Linked DNA regions of Homo sapiens: region 1 is linked to region 2. A link is a loop called in an ENCODE intact Hi-C map of the cell type or tissue named here. Cell type or tissue: endothelial cell of umbilical vein. All regions are shown on one strand.

Evidence for each region. A loop is a pair of places that touch in the nucleus more often than their neighbours do. Peaks named below come from ENCODE experiments on the same cell type or tissue, not always from the same donor. Only the 100,000 strongest peaks of a DNase experiment are listed, where the experiment ranks them.
Region 1: it touches region 2 in a loop (2.4-fold over the local background); 1 of 110 quality-filtered maps calls a loop at or near these places.

Annotation. Positions count from the first base shown.
Region 1 is chr6:128,333,749-128,336,248 of GRCh38, reverse strand. The region is part of intron 2 of PTPRK (protein tyrosine phosphatase receptor type K); the gene reads left to right. Among named protein-coding and RNA genes, the nearest start is that of PTPRK, 190 kb to the left of the region's middle. In endothelial cell of umbilical vein, no CTCF peak of the experiment used is centred here; no DNase peak of the experiment used is centred here.
Region 2 is chr6:128,654,632-128,657,131 of GRCh38, reverse strand. All of the region lies in intron 1 of LOC105377998 (a long non-coding RNA gene), which reads right to left. Among named protein-coding and RNA genes, the nearest start is that of PTPRK, 140 kb to the right of the region's middle. RefSeq lists an enhancer at 397-1,596. In endothelial cell of umbilical vein, no CTCF peak of the experiment used is centred here; a DNase peak (open chromatin) is centred at 951; H3K27ac peaks cover 2,032 bases.

The sequences.
Region 1 (2,500 bases), 320 kb after region 2:
ACAATTCTCAGTTGCTCTCAGGGCAAAAAAACAAACAAAAAAAAACAAAAAAAAAAACACACTGTTGGAATGGAGGTCACTTGCGTCATGCAGCTTTTCTGGTTATGTTTAAAAGGAATGTTTTGTTGAAGGAATATCTTTGGGTGATTGTATTTGTTAAGACAAAGTTGAATTAATTGTATGCTACAATCAGAGAAGTATTTGCTTGCTCTTCCTTTCCTCACCATTGGTCAATGTGGCATTTCATAATTGACCAGATGTGTTTTGGCTATTTTTTAAATTTTGTTTTTCAAAATAACTGCATTGCTAGCACTGAAAGTAGAATAGCCTATCCCAGAGACCTGGGATATGATTTAATATTATACTTTGCTCAATTATTGGAGACCACTAATTCCATTAAAGCTGCCTTAAGTTAATGTAGACTGAGGGGATTTTACAAGGGTTTCAGGTTTTTTTTTTCTTTAAGTATATATTTTATACCAAAACCTTGAGCTATAGTTGACGATCTTGTGACCAAAAGCAACAGTCTCAAAATTTGAGGAGATGGCACCATTCGCTTTTACTTTTTTATATCCTAGGATCTCAGTTTCTTTTATTATATTTGTATGGTTTATGAAGCTACTGGTGAGATGAAAAATAAAATAACCCTATTTTCTCTACCACCCTGTTTTCCTCTCTTTTCTTTCATCTTCTCAGAACTTAACATTTTAAAGTGTAAGCACTTATTTCATCCCTTTTTCCTTCTACTACTTGAGCTCTTTTCTTCATTTTGCTATGCCCAGTCTCTCATTTTTTTTTTTTTTTTTTGTTATCATTCCCTTTTGCTTTTATTTTCCTTTTCTTGTCTTAGAACCTCTAAGGCAGAACTGTTTCAAACAAGCAGACCGATTTTTGGCTTAGGTGATAGTACTTTGTAAATAAAAAAATGAAAAGATGTTTTCCTTTGACAGTTCCCACTTCCGTAATCCTTGCAACAATCCACTCAAACAGTGCTTTTATTATATCTAAGACATTTATCTGTTCCAGGCCTCAGATTTTCATCAGTAAGATGGTAGAGAGGAGACATAGTGGAAAGTGACAGAACGTGGCTGTTAATTTAGGCCTCTGACTTCAGAGCCTGAATTCTTAACCATTTCTTTTGTTTGTTTGTTTTTTGTTTTTGAGACAGTGTCTCACTCTGTCGCCCAGGCTGAAGTGCAGTGGCATGGCTTTGGCTCAGTGCAAACTTCGCCTCCTGGGTTCAAACGATTCTCCAGCCTCAGCCTCCCGAGTAGCTGGGATTACAGGTGCCCGCCACCACGCCTGGCTAATTTTTGTATTTTTAGTAGAGACAGGGTTTCACCATGTTGGCCAGGCTGGTCTTGAACTCCTGACCTCGTGAACAGTCCTCCTCAGCCCCCAAAGTCCGGGGATTACAGGCGTGAGCCACCGCGCTTGGCCTTAACCATTTCATAAACAGGAATATGCTTTTATTTGGGTGATGGGGGAGATTATATTTTTCCTTCCTTTTGAATATTTCATGAAGTGTCTTTTATTGTATTAAGAACTTCAGTGGACTTAAAGTTTAATAAAGGAAGAAACTTCTTTGGTGGCCAATTGAACTGCCCCTGTGACCTGATGATCCTTGTTCCTGAGAACTGAGTTGAAAAACTTTGTTCAATCTGAATTCTTCTCTAATTGATCATTACTTGCCATTTACTTATTCAGGAGAGCAGTGACCATTGTTACAGTTATAAAATTGAATAGTTATAATTGTTATTAGTTTTGAGTCACAGTAAGGTCTAGTTGTTCTTCATGTACTTCTTGTACTAAAAGTACTTTAGTTCTTCTAGGTTATGTTGTCTGAAAAGTGGGAACTTTCAGAATAATAGACTAGTTGAGTTGGAAGGAAACTTACATCATTCAGTACAGCTACAGGCATACCTTGTTTTATTGTGCTTTGCCTCATTGTACTTTGCAGATATTGTATGTTTTACAAATTGAACATTTTGGAAATTCTCACAGTATTTCATTTTGTGTAACAAAATGTAACATTTTGGTAATTCTCACAATATTTCATACTTGATTATTGTTAATTATATCTGTTATGGTGATCTGTGATCAGTGATCTTTGATGTTACTGTTGTAATTTTTTCATGCACCACGAACAGCTCCCGTATAAGATGGTGAGCTTAACTGATAAATGTTGTATGTATTCTGACTGTTCCACCTACTGGCTGTTCCCGTCTTTCTTCCTCTCCTCAGCCCTCCCTGTTCTCTGAGACACAACAATATTGAAATTAAGCCAATTAGTAACCCTACGGTGGCCCTTTAATTATCAACTTAAAGGAATAACTGCAGGTCTCTCACTTTAAATCAAAAGCTAAAAATGATTAAGCTTAGTGAGGAAGGCATATCAAAGCTGAGATAGGCCAATAGCTGGGCCTCTTGTTCCTGTTAGCCAAGTTTCGAATGCAAAGGAAAAGTTCTTGAAGGAAATTGGAAGTGCTACTCCAGTGAA
Region 2 (2,500 bases):
ACCCCCATGCTGCTATGGATTAGCCAAGTGATGAGAGGAGTAGTCAGGAAGGAGAAAAATATGAGAGACGGAACAACACTCTAATATGTCTACAAAAATAAAATATATATTCAAAAATCTACCAGAAAATGGAATTTAATGCTTTTCAGGTCTCTAGATTAAATATTAATTCATTCGTATACATTAAAGAGAAGAAACAATAAATGTAAAGATTTTATACTTTTTACTATATTAGAATTTTAATTCTGTTCCAGCCTGGGCAACATAGCAAGATTCCACTGCTACAAAATAATTTTTTTAATTAGCCAGTCATAGTGCATGTATGGAGTCCCAGGAGTTTGATGTTACAAAGCTATGATTGAGCCACTGCACTCCACCCTGGGCAAAAGAGCAAGACCCTGTCTGCCACTGCCTCCCCTCACCGACCAATCCACCACAAAAAAAATTATTTTAATTCTATGGACAATGAAATAGAACCAAAATAAGGGCAAGGTCAAACTAGAAGATATTAACAAATAAATAATACCCAAAAATCTAGATTATAAAGGAGCTCATACAAATAAGATAGATGGTCCTAGCAAAGATTTTTTTTTAAATAGGAATATGTTCAAAAATTCTTAATTCACAGTAATTATAGTCACAACATTTACAATGAAATTGATCTTTGAGATAAAACTGGTAAAAATCAACACAAAATTACTGAATTACTCATATATAAGAATGACTCATAGGACTATCAGTATTTGTGAATAAAGAGTTTTGGAAACCCCAAGTGAGATGACTAATTAGCAAAGATTGTAATGTCACTGGGACTGAGAGAGCTACAAACTTACCACAAAAGAAAGAGGGTTTATCAAGCAGGGGTATGTTGGCATGCAACAAAAGGAAACGGAGACCAAGAGGGCTAGATTCACAGGGAATCTCCACCATTGTCCTGGAGAGAGGATGTCTAGTCAGCTGACATGAGCTTCCTTGCCTATGTGAGAGATATGTCTGACAATGAGGAAATGATGCCTTAAAATTGATTGACATCACCACAAAACATTTCATTTCCCTGGCTAACACCACTCAGGAGCCAGTATACTCTAATCCCTGACAAACTGCTCAGGTCTCTTTGGAGAAAGCTACATTTTGCTGGTCAGAGTACCAGAGGGGAAAGTTACACAGAGATTCAGAAATCTTCACAGGATCTCCCTTCCCTCAAGGCTTTGGCTGAGTATTAATCAGGGTATTTCTGTGAGGAAACTCTCTGAGGATGGAAAAAGAACAACCCAAAAGGATTAGAGGAGAAAATTTACAGAGTTTTCACAGGGCCAAGAATAGTTTCTCTACCCACTAGTCAGAGTGGAAAATGGGGCATTGAGTAGTATATGCATAATGGCTTTTCTTCAGTAGCGTGACAAAATTAGCTGCTCTAATCCCACCTAACAAAGATTAAATTCAAGACCTGAAAGAACCCATCTGTTTCCGAGTAACTTAACTATGTCCCAGAACAAAGCTCAACAACATTTATAGTAATACAAAAATATCCATCACTCAATGAGGTAAATTTCACAAAGTCTGCCATACAAACATAAAAAAGCAGGAAAATAAGACTCATAACGAAGAGAAAAAATTAAATCAAAACTGACCCAGAAATTATGAAGATGATAGAACATATAAACAAAGACATTAAAACAGTTATTACAACTCTATCCAGGTGTTCAAGAACCAATAGGTCCCAGATATCTATGTTAGTTTTCTGCCTTAATGATGTGTCTAACACTGTCAGTAAGGTGTTAAGTCTCCCACAATTATTGTGTGGTTATCTAAGTCTCTTTATAGGTCTCTAAGAATTTGTTTTATGTGGCCCAATGTTGGCTGCCTAAATATTTAGGATAGTTAAGTTAAGTTAGGATAGTTAAGTTAAGTTAGGATAGTTAAGCTTAATAGAGGAAATATTAAGCATTTTAAATAGAAACATGGATGATATGAAGAAGACCTAACTCAAACCAGAGATAAAAATAGCAAAGTAAAAATAAGCTTTAATGCTTAATTCAAATCATACATAAAAATTAACTTAAATCATAGCCCTAAGTGTGAAAGTTAAAACTGTAAAACTTCTAGAATAAAATATAGTAGAAAATATTTGTGACCTTGCTATACTGTTTATATTGTTTTTTGTGTTATTTTTACATACTATGTAGAAAGCATGAACGTAAAAGAAAAACTGATGCTTGTACTCCATCAAGATTAAAAATGACTGCCCTTTGAAAGACACTTTGACAAAAATAAAAAGGCAAGATAAAGTCTGGGAGTAAACATTTACAGTACAAATTTCTGACAAAGGATTAGTTTCCAGAATATATAAAGACCTCTTACAACTAAATAATAAGAAAAACAATCAAATTTTAAATGGACAGAGAGTTGAACTGATGCATCACATAGAAAGATATATAAATTGCTAATGGGCATATGAAACATCATTAATCAACAGAAAAATCAAAATTAAGTCCACCAA